Regions from separate parts of the Homo sapiens genome. Here region 1 is linked to region 2. A link is an interaction called in ENCODE POLR2A ChIA-PET data of the cell type or tissue named here. Cell type or tissue: Panc1. All regions are shown on one strand.

What was found. Peaks named below come from ENCODE experiments on the same cell type or tissue, not always from the same donor. Only the 100,000 strongest peaks of a DNase experiment are listed, where the experiment ranks them.
Region 1: POLR2A ChIA-PET joins it to region 2 with 5 read pairs; 2 of 35 experiments call an interaction of 5 or more read pairs at or near these places.

Annotation. Positions count from the first base shown.
Region 1 is chr18:23,989,663-23,997,662 of GRCh38, forward strand. It overlaps TTC39C-AS1 (TTC39C antisense RNA 1), which reads right to left. Exons shown (of 6, transcript NR_110796.1): 6 at 4,551-4,817. It also overlaps a transcript of TTC39C not described here. Among named protein-coding and RNA genes, the nearest start is that of LINC02958, 11 kb to the left of the region's middle. RefSeq lists a silencer at 4,843-4,902. In Panc1, no CTCF peak of the experiment used is centred here; a DNase peak (open chromatin) is centred at 4,999; H3K4me3 peaks cover 300 bases; H3K27me3 peaks cover 464 bases.
Region 2 is chr18:23,707,002-23,715,001 of GRCh38, forward strand. It overlaps LAMA3 (laminin subunit alpha 3), which reads left to right. Exons shown (of 75, transcript NM_198129.4): 2 at 6,919-7,071. It also overlaps the pseudogene RPL23AP77. Among named protein-coding and RNA genes, the nearest start is that of LAMA3, 22 kb to the left of the region's middle. In Panc1, no CTCF peak of the experiment used is centred here; no DNase peak of the experiment used is centred here.

The DNA of each region.
Region 1 (8,000 bases), 280 kb after region 2:
ATTCAGAATATATAAAGAACTTCCAAAACTATATTATAAGAAAACAACTCAGTAAAAACCTGGGCAAAAGATTTGAACAGACACATCATCAATGAAGACAGACTAACAGTAAATTAAGTGCATGAAAATATGCTTGACATCATTATCCATTAGGGAAATGCAAATTAAATCCACAGTGAGATACCACTACATACCTATTAGAGTGACCAAAAAGAAAAAGATTGACCGTGTCAGTGTAGGTGAGGATGTGGAAGAAATGGAAGTCTCATATACTGCTGCAGGGAATGGAAAATGATACAGACATTTTGGAAGACAATTGACAGAGTCTTTGAAAGTTAAACATACACCTACCATATGATCCAGCCATCCTGCTTCTAGGTGTTTAGCCAAAAGGAAAGGAGCTATATATTCATTCAAACACATGTGGATGAATGCTCATAGCAGCTTTATTTGTAAAAGAAAAACTGAAAGAACCCAAATTTCCATCCACAGATAAGTGAATATACTGTATAGGGTATCTGTATAATGGAGAGTGACTACTCAGCAATGAAAGGAAACGAACTATTAATATACATACACTTCAACTTGGATGAATCTCAACATGATTATTCTGAGTAATAGAAGCAAGATAAAGGACTCAGAGAGTACACACTATAAACTTTCATTTAGATGAAATTCTAGAAAAGTCAAACTAACTTATAATGACAGAAAGCAGATTAGGGATGGGAGGGAGAGATGACAAAGGGGCACCAGGACCCTTTTGGGATGATGAATATGTTCACTATCTTGATTATAGTATTACACACATGTCAAAACTTATCAAATAGAACAGTTTTAGTATGTACCACATGTTGCATGTCGATTATACCTCAATCGAGTTGGGTTCTTTTACAATTTTAAGTTTAAAATTATCTGTGAATAATACTCTTAACCTTTAGCCCTTGGCTTTGGCCAAGATGCCTTCTCATGCATAATTCTTTGCAGAGAAAGCTACATCTCCTTCACTTATGGTGGTGAGCCAAGGGGTAAACAAATGCTTTAATCATTGTGATAGCCATAGTTCTAGCACTTGACTCATAAGAAGTACTTAGTGTGTGTGTAATAATACTTCATGCTTAGAAGTTATATGGGTCTAAAATTCAATAACGAACTATACAAATGTGATTTGTAATAAACTTAAAAGGTGACATCTATGAAGCATTGCACATCACAAGAGCATGTATTTCTTTCAAATACACAGAAGAAAATCGAGGAACAACTGAGCAAGGTCTACCCTGCAAGGGGTCCTGAGGATGGTGATCCAGCCAGTGAGTCAGAATCTGACTTACGCCCAGGAGCCAGCTACCTCAAAGTGCTGAGCACATCAAATTCAAAATGGCTGGTGAAAATGCTTGCCTCTGGTAGAAGAGCTGCAAGTAAATTGGACATCAGAAGGAAAACAATTTAACTCATGCAAACACAACTCAACTAAAAACAGAGATTAAAGAGAGCTGCTGTAACTCACACCAAATATTTAGCAGCTGCAATTTTCATTTTTTACTGCCAAGTTCAATTCACAAAAACAACAACAATATTTATTTAACATCTGTTATGTGGCAACAGTGTGGTAGTCATCTTTAAGGCTGTTAAGCATTTGAATAAATTATAGGAGGCAATGAATCTCCCTTCTAAGAAATCTTTCTCATTTGGATACAGAATGTGTCTATACAAAATGAAATATGCGTAGATCTTCCAAAACAAGATCTTCTTTGTGTAGCTCTTCCAAGACAAGATCTTATCTATGACTTTTTTTATATATTCAAGCTTTCATGGCCATGATACCTTACATAAAAAACTAATTGCAGCACAGTTCACAATAGCTAAGATTTGGAAGCAACCTAAGTGTCCATCAATAGATGACTGGACAAAGAAAATGTGGTACATATATACAATGGAGTACTATTCAGTCATAAGAAAGAATAAGATCCTGTCATTTGCAGCAACATGGATGGAACTGGAGATCATTGTGTTAAGTGAAATGAGCCAGGCACAGAAACACAAACTTCATATGTTCTCACTTATTTGTGGGAGCTAAAAATTAAAATAATTGAACTCATTGAGATAGTAAAAGGATGGTTACCAGAGGCTGGAAAGGGTAGTGGTGGAGTAGGTGGAAATGGGGATGGTTAATCGGTTCAAAAAAATAGGATGAATAAGACTTAGTATTGGCTAGCGCAACAGGGTGACTATAGCAAAAAATAATGTAATTGTACATTTTAAAGTAACTAAAATAATATAAATGGATTGTTTGTAACACAAAGGATAAATGCTTGAGGGGATGGATACCCCATTTACCCTGATGTGATTATTAGGCATTGCATGCCTATATCAAAATATGTCATGTAACCCATAAATATGTATACCTATTATATACCCACGAACATTAAAAATAATTTTTTAAAAAAAATTAATAGGATATTATGTCATTTCCCCCAGGTCTGGCTCAGTAATTCCCCATGAACAATGTAGAGGACGTATTGTCTAGTTAACTTGGTTAAATAAGGACTCAATGAATGGGGAAAAATGTATTTGGAAATTCTTTCCTAAAACTGAAATACCGTGGTCATCCATTCATTAAATAGTCACTGAATTCCTACCATGTCCTGGGAGTGTGCAGTGGTGAACAAGCCAGACATGTGGTCTTTGCTCACATGAAGCCTATGGGGAGACAGGAGATCCAAAAATAAATATACCATTACACGTTGTAATTAATTGAAAATATTTGTGTATACTAGGAGGCAGAGAAAGCCCAGTGTGCTGCCTTACTGTAATTTCCAGTCTCTCCAGAAATAAGAAAGGCACTGCTCCACTGCCTTTTAATTGCAGCTTTTCTATGTTTTTGCATTAGGAGTAATTATGTGCCCTTGACATTTTTGTGCTCAGAGTGCAGCAATCTGCCTAACAAGCATGGCTTGCTTCTCCCTGGACATAACTACTGAGTAATTGGCAGGCAGGCCGGACTGACCTGCGCCACACACAGAGCCAGAGCCCGCTGCCAATGCTTCAGGCCCAAGGGCTGTGCTCCTGGGTGCATAGCACAGAAAAGACTGCCAGGCTGTGTCAATCTTTTTAATCATGCTTACGCATATAGGTTAACCACAGTTATGTAAGCAGGTTCTGAGAAAAGGTGAGAAAGAGAATGGAGAGTTTTGCTACAACAGAGGCAGGATTCTGAATTTATTTCCAGCTGCCCATCTTGTCCCTCCTGGAGACCTAACCCCTCCAGCACCTACACACACAGCCTCTTTAGAAGCAACTATCCTGCCACTGGCTCAGAAAGGCTGAGTCCTAAGAATTCTAAAATCTTGCTCCTAAGAAATCTCAAGCTTCTTTTGTGGTAAGTGGCTTAATGAGACAGGGTAAGTGATAAACAAGAAGAATCATTGTATCATTTTATGTTTTTATCATGTTGTCATTGCACTGGCTAAGTTCATCTTTGATGGTAAAATACTAACGCAAATTGAAGCTGTGATAAAAGGGCTTTCAATATGAAATAGACAAGACATATAATGGAAAGAAATGCTTCCAGAATGGATTTCCATAAAAACGTGGCAAGACTTTCTCAGTGCCATTCTTTAAAATCTCTGCTATTTTTCAACAAATGCCAGATGTTAAAGCATTTGCATAGTATCCCTTGGAGGGTTGGGTGTAAAGACATGCATTAATATCAGGTTAATAGAAAATATCTACAATAACAAAATGTCCACACACAGATGCTCAATAAATGCCATAGCACTTGTTATGACTAATTATTATGAAGTACACGGACCCCTTTTCATATCAAATAATTTACTAGACCCTCACTTATAGATCTTGTACTCCTACTTGGTTGAGAATGTATCAAAATAACTAAAAATGTCACTGTGAATTTCATTAAATCTTGTATAAAGATCGAAATGTAGGCCTCCAGCTGTGAAATTTAGAATCTCATCTTTTACTAGCCTTGACCAGCTGTGAGTGAAATGCCAGATCAAAGTTTATTTTTCATAAATATTTAAGTAATGTCACAATTAGCAATGCTATTCTAGATAATTATTTAATTTCACTACATATTATAAACTGAAAATCTATGAAAAAAATTATATACTAATTTAATTGTCTTGGGAAATATAATAGAAATGGACCATAGTTTGACATTAGATGTTTTGGTATTAGGTTTGTGCAAAAATAATTGCTTTTAATGGCAAAACTGCAATTACTTTTGCACCACCCTAATGGTTCATATGACATCACCAACAATCATCCAGAAAGCTTCATATTAATCTTAAATGAATTGTTGCCATTAACAAAGCTTTCTTCTCTGAGATTCAGCTGGAGAAGTTCATTTTGGAAAACATTTAAAACTGTTATGCACATGAATCTCTGAAAAGATATGAAGCTCTGGCAAAAAAATAAATGAAGGCTAAAAACAGAGGGAAACAATTTCCCAGTGCAAAAGATTTTCTATTATTTTCATTATTATTCCTTAGATGTTTTGGCTGAAGATACAAAAAGAAAAACAAATAGATATGTTTTCCTCAAAAACCATCACTTTATTTTTGTGCCACGGTTTTTGTTTAAAATAAGATGACAGAGAAGAAAATTATAGAGATAAAATCAATTGTAGTAACCAAAAAAAAAAAAAAAAATCAGTTTTAGTAACCAAAGGAAATCAGTCTGTATTTCCAAAACCTTTGTGTGAGAGCCCATCAGTGTGGTTGGCAGATGTTTTACAAACACTTAGGGAATCTGTCATGAACTTTAAAGACCAAGAGAGCTTTTTCTGTTTGCCAGGAAATCTAGGAAAACAAAGGAAAATTAAACCCATTAGCCTAGTTTAACATCATGTGCTTCCCCCACTCGCCCCTCCCCTCATAGCCAGGGCTTACACAAACACACTGAATGGTACTTACGTTCCTTAGGTATTACCAGTTGGCCCCGTTTCAAGGCTTTAAAAAAGCCTCATCACTATGCACCCAACGTTAACACTCAAAGCCCCGCAGGGCTGTATCTTGGACGGCTGTTGCTACTGAGTGTGATTCTCAGCAGATGAAATGCTAGCAGCAGCAGCAGCAGCATCTATGAACTGCCTTATAATAAACTGCAACTTGGCTGCACTTAGTCATCACCAGGGCCACGCGCTGATGCGTGAACTCCACCCTCAGAGACTCTGATTTCATTGGTCTGGGAGTGGCCTGGACATCAGGATCTTTTCCTTTTTTTTAAAAAAAAATAATAATAATTATAATCCACAAGATTTTCCTAATGGTTACATCTCACACCATGAAATTGACTTTGGTAAAATGTGTGTATAGTTCTCTGTCACTTTATCACGTGTGTAGGTTTGTCTAATCAGCATTGCAATTATGATACAGAACTATTCCTTCATCACAAAGATATGCCTTTATGGTATCACTTACCTGCCTTCTCTCTACTATCCCTAACTCCTGACAAACACTAATCCCGATAATTTTGTCATTTCAAGACTGTTAAATAAATGGAATCGGCCAGGCGTGGTAGCTCATGTATGTAATTCTAGCACTTTGGGAGGCCGAGACGGGTGGATCACTTGAGGTCAGGAGTTTGAGACCAGCCTGGCTAGCATGTCGAAACCCCATCTCCACTAAAAATACCCCAAAATTAGCCAGGTGTGGTGGCGCGCGTCTGTAGTCCCAGCTACTCAGGGGGCTGAGGCACGAAAATCACGCGAATCCAGGAGGTGGAGGTTGCAGTGAGCCAAGACTGCACCACTGCACTTCAGCTTGGGCGACAGAGTGAGACTCTGTCTCTAAATGAATAAATAAATGGAATCATACAGTGTGTACCCTTTTGAGATTGGCTTTTTCACTCAGCATAATGCACCTGAGATCCATCTAGGTCGTATGAGTCAATAGTTCATTCCTTTTTATTGCTGGTATAGATGTACTACACCTTGGGGCTATTACAAATAAAGCTGCCATGAACATTTGTATAAAAGTTTTTGTGTGACCTGCCTGGGCAACCATAGCAAAACCCCATCTCTGCCGGAAAAAAAAAAAAGTTAGCCGGGCATGGTGGGATACACCTGTAGTCCCAGCTACTCAGGAGGCTGAGGTGGGAGGATCGCTTGAGCCCAGGAGGTCAAGGCTGCAGTGAGCCACAGTCACACCACTGCACTCAAGTCTGGGTGACAGAGCAAGACTCTGTCTCAAAAATTTATGAAAAGTTTTTGTGTGGGAACATAAGTTTTTATTTCTCTGGCATGAATGCCAGAAGTGCCGTTGTTGGATCGTATGTTAAGTATATGCTTAGTTTTCAAAGAAACTGCCAAACGTTTTTCCAGAGTGGCTGTACCATTTTACATCTCCACCAGCAAGGAGAGATCCAATTTCTCCACATTCTTGCCAACATTTGATATTGTCACTATGTTTTATTTTAGCCATTCTGTAGGTGTGTAGTGGAACTTCATTGGGGTTTAGTTTACATTTCCATCAAAATGAGTGATGTTGAACATCTTTTCATGTGTTTATTTGCCATCTGTATATCCTCTTCAGTAAAATGTCTCTTTATATCTTTTGCCCATTTTCTAATTGGATTTGGGCATGGGCCAGAGAGATGGAAGAGGGGCAGTGCATCGAAAACTTCCCTAAGTGTATCTACTATGCAGCCAAGTTTGGGAAGCACTGCGTCATTATAACTTCTTTATATAGGTACACTCTAAATGTAAGCCATTGCACTTGTGCTAATATTAAAATAAGGTCAGTGTGGGCACTGGCTAATTAAACATGCCTGCAGTCCAAGGGAAAAACACTGGAGATGCTTTCCATGACCTCAGGTTGTTTGCATATACTCATCATAAGGCTGGAGGAATGAGCCCTGCAGGGAATATTTCTGGAAATGTGGCCCAAATATCTTCTGCTTTAAAATCATGGCATGTGTATGTGCATGTGTGCACCTGTGCACATGTGTGAAAAATGGTGATTCCCCAGTCCCAAGCCCCATACCTACTAAATCAGGACTTTTGAGGATGAGGCCTAGAAATCTATATACATAGCCCAGCAGATTTCCACACACTCAAAAATTTGAGACCTATCTTGCTCAAGGAAGACTGGGGACCCAATCTCCACTTCAGGGCATAGGTGGATGCCTTCCTATTAAGAAATCAGTTGGCCGGGCACAGTGGCTCACGCCTGTAATCCCAGCACTTTGGGAGGCCAAGGTGGGTGGATCACAAGGTCAGAAGATCGAAACTATCCTGGCTAACATAGTGAAACCCCGTCTCTACTAAAAATACAAAAAACTAGCTGGATATGGTGGCACACACCTGTAGTCCCAGCTACTTGGGAGGCTGACACAGGAGAATCACTTGAATCCAGGAGGCAGAGGTTACAGTGAGCCGAGATCGCACCACTGCACTCCAGCCTGGATGACAGAGTGAGACTCCATCTCAAAAAGAAAAAAAAGAAATTGGTTTAGGCAGGGCACAGTGGCTCCTATCTGTAATCTCAGTGCTTTGGGAGGTCAAGGCAGGAAGATTGCCTGAGGCCAGGAGTTTGAGACCAGCCCAGGCAACACAGCAAGACCCTGTCTCTAAAAAGAAAAATAAAAAGGCCAGGTGCAGTGGCTCATGCCCGTAATCCCAGCACTTTGGGAGGCCAAGGCAGGTGGGTCACCTGAGGTCAGGAGTTCGAGACCAGCCTGGCCAACATGGCAAAATCCTGTCCCTACTAAAAATACGAAAATTAGCCGGGCGTGGTCGTGGGCGCCTGTAATCCCAGCTACTCAGGAGGCTGAGACAGGGAGAACTGCTTGAAGCCAGGAGGCGGAGATTGCAGTGAGCTGAGATTGCCCAACTGTACTCCAGCCTGGGCAATAGAGCAAGTCTCTGTCTCAAAAAAAAAAAAAAAAAAAAAAAAGAGAAAGAAAGAAAGAAAGAGGGAAGGAGGGAGGGAGGAAAGAAAAGAAAAGAAAGAGAGGGAGGGAGGAAGGAAGGAGAAAGAAAG
Region 2 (8,000 bases):
CTGGAGGCAGAGGTTGCAGTGAGCCAAGATCGCACCATTGCACTCCAGCCTGGGCAACAAGAGTGAAACTCCGTCTCAAAAAAAACAAAAACAAAAACAGTTTTTTCTCTCACAATTCTGTGGGTTGACTGGGTTCAGCTGGTTGATTCTTCTGCTCCATGGGTTGTCAGTTGGGGTAACTCACTTAGTTGCATTCAGCTGGTGGCTAGGATGGACTGGATGGCCTAAGAAGGCCTCGCTAACATACAAGGTAGCTTGGTGCTCTCCCATTTGTCCTCTCCAGTTGGCTATTTTGGACTTTCTCACAGAATGGTGATTCTGGGTGGTTGGACTTCTTGCCTGCTGGCTTCCAAGAGGAAGGAAGCAGAATCTTCTAGCCCTTTTAAGGCCTAAGCTTGAATGTCCCAGAATGACACATCTGCTATAACAAAGCAAACAATCAAGTCAGTCTGGATTCAAGAGCAGAGACTAGCCTCCAGGGCAAACAGCATCCACCTTTTGATGGGTGAAATGGCAGGCACAGAGAGAGAGAGAAGGAATTGATGGCAGTCATCATTGGAGACTATTTATCACTTTTGCATTGTAAATATCTTCTAGTTTTAACTTTTCACTTTTTAAAGGTGTCTTTGATGAAGCAAACTTCTTTATACATATTTTATTTATTTATTTATTTATTTTTCGTAGAGACAAGGTTTCACTATGTTGCTCAGGCTGTCACCAACTCCCTGGGCTCAAGGAAACAAAATTCTTTTTTTTTTTTTTTGAGACAGAGTCTTGCTCTGTCGCCCAGGATGGAGCGCAGTGGTGCAATTTCAGCTCACTGCAACCTTCACCTCCCAGGCTCAAGCAATTCCCGTGTCTCAGTTACAGGCATGTGCCACCATGCCCAGCTAAAGGAAGCAAAATTCTTAATTTTAACATAGTCAGATTTATCCATCTCTTCTTTTGTAGTCAACGCTTTTTGTATCTTTGGTTAAGAAACCTTTCCTTGCTCTCAGTTCTAAAAGGTAGACACCTTTTTTTCTACTATGAGAGTTTGAAGTTTTATTTTTCACATATAAGTCCTTACTTCATCTGAAGTTGAATTGCATTTGCGACTTGAGTAGAACTCTGATTTTATTATTTCCCCCTGGATCTAGAATATTCCTTCCTTTCCCAGCGGTCTGACATACCACCTATGTTATATACTAAAGCTTCTTAAATGCATGGGCTGCCTGTTCTGTCCGATAGGTCTGTTTGTCTCATTTTGCCTTTCCTTAATTACAATAGCTTCATAATAAGCCCCGATTCCTTGAAGGGCAAGTTTCCTCCTCCCGGTCTTCTTCTTCAGCAATATCTTGGTCCTTTAAAGTTTCATATAAATTTTAGAATTATCTTACTGTACTTTAAGAAAGTCCTTATTCAGGTTTTCACTGGCATAATATTGTCTCTATAGCTTAATTTGGGGAGAATTGGTAAGTTTTTGATATTATCTTCTAGCTAACTCTCCATTTATGTAGATTTTCAAAATTCTGTTAATACTGTTTAAAATTTTTATTTGTCAAATTTCTTTTGAGATACTTGATGTTCTCTGAGACTATTATAAATGGCATTTTCTCTTTAATTAAATTTTCTAGTTGTTTGCTGCTACTCTACAGAGATGCAATGACTTTTTTATTTTAATGTCACATCCAGCTACCTTGCTAAAAATCTCCCAGTATTTCTAAAATTCTCTTTAGCAGATACATTTGGGTCTTTATTTTCTTTTTTTATTTTTTATTTTTATTTTTTTCAGAGTCAAGTTCTCACCCTGTTGCCCAGGCTGGAGTGCAATTGTGTGATCATAGCTCACTATACTACAGCCTCAAGCTCCTGGGCTCAAGCAATCCATCCCAGTCTCCCAAGTAGCTGGGACTGCAAACACATACCACCACACCTGGCTAATTAAAAAAAAAAAAAAATGTTTTTCTTGCTATGTTGCCCAGGCTGGTTTCAAACTCCTGGCCTCAAGTGATCCTCCTGCCTCAGCCTCCCAAAGTGCTGGGATTACAGGTGTAAGCCACTGTGCCTGGCTTCATTTGGAGGTTTTTTCTTTTTTCTTTTTTTTTGAGACAGGGTCTTGCTCTGTTGCCCAGACTGGAGTCCAGTGGTATGATCTTGGCTCACTGCAACCTCAGCCTCCTGGACTCAAGCGATCCTCCCAACTCAGCCTCCCAAGTAGCTGGGACTACAGGCAGGCACCACCACACCCAGCTATTATTTTTGTATTTTTAGTAGAGACGGGGTTTCTCCATGTTGCCGAGGCTGCTCTCGAACTCCTGGGCTCAAGCAATCTGCCCATCTTGGCCTCCCAAAGTGTAGGGATTACAGGCGTGAGCCACTGTGCCCAGCCTCATGTGGAGTTTTAATGTAAATAATTTTATCTTTAAATAAATAATAACAGTTTTATTTCGTTTATTCCAAATGTTATACATCTGTTTTTTTCTCCTGCCTTTAAAAAAATCCTTCTTGTTCTTGTCTCTTGCCCATTTTTTACTTTCAATTCTTGTGGAAAACACCAGGTTGAGTCAGAAATAGCAGAGACTTATAAATATATAAGACCTTTTATTTTGTGTATGACCATGAAGCAGTAAAGTTGGTATAAGCGTCTGTTGGAAGATATGGCTACAGAAAAAATAAAGTGGCCTGTCCCAGTGATACTCATGGGAAGGAAAGAGCCTCCTCAATGATCTTCCATCTGAGAAGTCCCATGGATTCTTTTCTCTTCTGCTCCACAAGTTTGATTGTCTTTTCTTTCTTTCTTTCTTTTTTTCTGGTGAATTAGCCAGCCAGACTCAGTTTAGATGATCCCAATTTTGTTGGCAACATCCAAAGCATTGTAATCAGGAGCCAGTTGAACATATGCCTTCTTCTCTCCATCAGGCCTAATCAGGGTGTTGACTTTGGCCACATCAATGTCATAGAGCTTCTTCACAGCCTGTTTGATTTGGTGTTTGTTGGCTTTAACATCCACAACGAACACAAGTGTGTTGCTGTCTTCTATCTTCTTCATGGCGGACTCAGTGGTCAGCAGAAACTTGATGATAGCATAGTGGTCAAGCTTGTTCTCCTGGGGGCGCTCTGCCGAGGATATTTGGGCTGCCTCTGGAGTCGCCGTGTCGTGGGCCGCCGGAAGGTGGGTGACGTGCAGATCTTTTTTTGTGTGGCTGTGGACACCTTTAAACACTGCCTTCTTGGCCTTCAAAACCTTCGTTTTGGCTTCAGCTTTAGGAGGGACAGGAGCTTCCTTCTTCGCCTTCGGCGCCATCTTGTGAAAAGACCGCAAGTTTGATTTTCAAAAGTATTGTCAGGTATTGCCCTTTTAAAAAGCCCCACGAGGTTATCTTCTCTCAAAACCTTGTTGCTTGGTGCCAAGGCTTTACTTGCAGGATTAGTCATAACCTTGGCCTCCCTGAGAAAGTTCTTCAACCGCAAGTCTACTTATCTAGGTAGCATGTCCACGTCGACTTAATTCTCCATGAAGAGCTCAAGAAAAATGATTAAGAAGGCTGCAAAGAGTTTTAACACTTAAGAAAGTCATTCTTCTGATTTTTTTTTTCACTTCTAGATCCACAGTCTGATTTCCTTTAGGGCACTACTAAATTCTTTTTGATTCTTCATATAGGTTGATTTGCAGTAAATATGACATTGAGATGTAAGGTAAAAATTACTGAAAGTTCAGGAGTAAAACAAATGAAAGAAAGGACAAGGAATACTTTAATAAAACGATTTGAATAAAAAATTTTCACCCTGACCGTTTAAGAGTAACTTAAAGAAGCCAAACTTTCTAATTATTAATTTTTAAATACATTATTAAATTTTTAGAATAAATTTTTCTTTCTTTTTAAAGTCAATGTTTACACTGATCTTTTTATTTTTCAAACAGAAAGTGTATGTTACACTTTTGCTTGTTAATGTTTAACTTAAGCTTGTGGACTCTTTGTTAGAAATTATTTTATATGGCAAAAAATTTATCACCTAAACTTGGCTAATACAAAGTTAATCCAGAAAAACCATCATCTAGGGCATTACTGGTTTGACAAGTTGTTTTTGTAGATTCTTTGCTGTCTGTCAAGGTTTTTTCCAATAGTCCTTAGAAATAAACAGAAAGTTTGACTCATTTTTATTACCTGGGCAAAGCTCGCTCCTTGGAATTCACCTTTAACTTATGTATCTATTATATCAGTCAGACTTCCAAATGTCAGTGTTGACACCTGTGATGCTGTCTTGCCTATACACTTATTTTTTAAATATGTGCTTTCAAATTATTTATTGCTCAGACTTGAAATATATATTTGATATATATAGTTTTTAGTGCCTACTAATTGTGAGATCAAGGGCTAACGTGAGTGCTAAAGCTCCTGAGCCTGTGTTCTTACCTAGTCTGCTGAATGACATGGACAGGAGCTGCAGAGGGACTGCTATATCAGCAGAAAGGCTAAGATGATTCTAAATGAAAGAGACCTTCAGGCTACTGTGAAGGCTACCATTTAAAACAAATTACAGGAAATAACGTATGTTAGTGATTATGCATGGATGTATAATAAACCAGAGTTGTAGCTGTTAGAGAGTTACAGGGTAGTGTTAACTTGTTATCCCTGGACTCTGGACTTAGGTCCTGATTCTACCATTGACCAGTGGTGTGGTTCTTGGGAAAATTACTTAACATTCCACTCTCTTTCCTCATCTGTAAAATAGAGGTGATAATAATAATCTTAGTATGAAAATATAAACTGGGTGGTGCCCAGTGCATAATAGGTGCTCTACAAATCTTCATCTTAATTATTATTATTACTTTGAAATTGAGAATCACTCTAACAACCTAGAAAGCACCTTCTGCATTCCTCACATCAATAATGTGGAGATGGAGATAAATGTAAATCATAAGCATTCCCATTTTGGGGAGAGATTTTGCTTCTAGCCAGATGTAAATCTTCTAAACTTTGAGGAATAATAATTAAATTCCCTCATCAAATAACTAAATGTTCTGGTAAAATGTTCTCTAGGGAGAAATAAAGATCATAGAAGGGAAAATACTGATAGTAAGTGTTTAGATGTCCTAGCTTAAAAGTTATTCATAGCTGGGTGCGGTGGCTAATGCCTGTAATCCCAGCACTTTGGGAGGCCGAGGCAGGCGGATCACCTGAGGTCAGGAGTTCAAGACCAGACTGACCAACATGGAGAAACCCCGTCTCTAATAAAAGTACAAAATTAGCCGGGCGTGGTGGTGCATGCCTGTAATCCCAGCTACTCGGGAGGCTGAGGCAGGAGAATCGCTTGAACCTGGGGGCGGAGGTTGCGGTGAGCTGAGATCATGCCATTGCACTCCAGCCTGGGCAACAAGAGTAAAACTCCGTCTCAAAAAAAAAAAAAAAAAAGTTATTCATTAAGCACCATATTATGACAATGCATTTTATAGAAAGAATCAACATTTTTGAGAAATGGCTGATGGAATTATTCCTTGGTTGAGTTTCTAGGGGGTGCAAGGCAGTGTGTTGGGTTGAAGTGATAGAGGGAAGAGCAGGAAACATATGGCCTCCGACCTCAGGAAGTGGCGGGGCCACATACACCCAAGGCACTGCTTCTGAGTTATAGAACCATTTTTGTATAATGTCGAAAGATAAAGATCTACACAGATACCTCACCATGCATGAAAGAACCATGAGTTGCATACTAGATGAAAACATGTGGTCACACCTTTGGTTACATACCAGGATCAAATTTCTCTCTGAACACTTAAGAATTAACTTCTAAGATGCTGGCTAGGGGCAGAGCTACCTCTTTGTCACAGCACATTCCTTGGGAGGCTGTGGGTATAAGTTTGCCTCTTTGTCCCCCTCCTATGTGATGGTTATACCCTAAGAGCATTTAGTTTGGGAGCAGATAGTTCAGTATGTGAAGTCCATCCCTGGGAAGCATGATCCTCTGACCCACTTAAAATACATTCGACATAGAAGAAAGGCCTATGTTCAGGTTTTAGATAGTAAATGGCTGCAAAACTATGCAAAAACCAAACCAAAACAAAAACCAGAATCAAAAGAATCTGCCTAGTAAGAAAGAGTAATTCAATAAGAAGTTAGAGATTATAATACCAAACAGATTATCACCACAGGTAAAAATGGATCCCCATTTACTTACTGAATTAATACTGACTTCTCAGTGCTGGTATTCACAGCCAGCCACATCTCTCCATGTACCTGGCAAGCCTTGTCTCTCAATGCTTGCCCTCAAAGGTGAAACAAGACCAGCCGGCCCCTGTGCCCTTGCTCGTGCTGGTTCCTCTACCTGGAATGCTTTCCCTGTTTGTGCTCACTGCCACTTACCAAAGTCCTATCCGTCCTCCCAGGCACTGGACATGCCTTCTCTTTCACCATGGAATATCTACCGCCATTGGCCACAGCCATCTACTCCATGGAGGCACTTGCTGTACACCCCTTCCCTGATGGTTGTTTGGATCCTTGATGCACCACTGGGACTGTGGGGAGGGATCTTTTTTGTACCCCAGTGCCGCACACAGAATTGCACAGAGGATGACTTAATGAGTGAAGTGGATTTGTTGAAGTGAAAACCTCTTTTCATCCCAAATACAACAGGCTCTTCTTGAAGTGTTGTATGAAACAAAAACATAGCTGTAAAGATGGAAGATAAATAGACCCCATATCCTAAAAACACCATAATCAGAGGCATAAATCGGTGATAAGGTTTAAGATAAATGAAAAAGAGAAAGCCTTACTACTGTTTCAGAATACATTCCAGTGAATTTTAACAGCTGACTTCTCTAAGCTGTATAAGATAGTCTTTGTTTGGTTCCCTGTATTTGCTATATGGATAAGAAAAAATTACTTGAAAGTAAAAAAATAAAAAACAAAAAACAAAAAAAACCCACTTTTTTTTTTTCAGGGCCAGTTCTGTGACTATTGCAATTCTGAAGACCCCAGGAAAGCACATCCTGTCACCAATGCCATCGATGGATCTGAACGTTGGTGGCAAAGCCCTCCCCTGTCCTCAGGCACACAGTACAACAGAGTCAACCTCACCTTGGATCTGGGGCAGGTGAGCTACACTTTTAACTGGAATGGGAACATGAGCTTAGATCACTGTTTCTATGGGGATTTCTGATATAATAATTATTGTAAAAAAAAAACAAACTTCAGTTTTAATCCCCTCATCATTGTTAAACCTGTTACATTAACATTTGCTTCCCTTAAACCCAGAATAGGCCAGGCACAGTGGCTCATGCCTGTAATCCCAGCACTTTGGGACGCCGAGGTGGGTGGATCACTTGAAGTCAGGAGTTTGAGACCAGCCTGATCAACATGGTGAAACCCCATCTCTACTACAAATACAAAAATTAGCCGGGTGTGGTGGCGGATGCGTGTAATCCCAGCTACTTGGGAGGCTGAGGCAGGAGAATTGCTTGAACCTGGGAGGTGGAGGTTGCAGTGAGCCAAGATCGCGCCACTGCACTCCAGCCTGGGCAACAGAGAGAGACTCCATCTCAAAACGAAAACAAAAACAAAGCCCGGAACAGTGCCTGGCAGCATGCAGATAGATGCCCATCCCTGTCTATTAAATGAGATTAAAAAATAATTGTAAATAGTTTCATTGGCAAAGATATTTTTATTATTATTTTTAATTGTGGTAAAAGAGACACAACATAAAATTTGTCATCCTAACCATTTTTAAGTATATGGTTCAGTGGCATTATGTACATTGGCATCATTGTGCAACCATCGCCGTCATCCATCTCTAGAACCCTTTTCATCTTGCAAAACTGAAACTCTGTTCCCATTAAACAGCAACTCCCCATTCCCCTTTCTCCTGCCGCTCGCAGCCAACATTCTACTTCTCTTACTGTGAATTGACAACTCTAGGAAGCTCATATAAGTGGAATCATATAGTATTTGTCTTTTTGTGACTGGCTTCTTTAACTTGGCATGATTTTTTAAGGTCTTGAAAACATCAGGGAAAGTGAAAGAAGC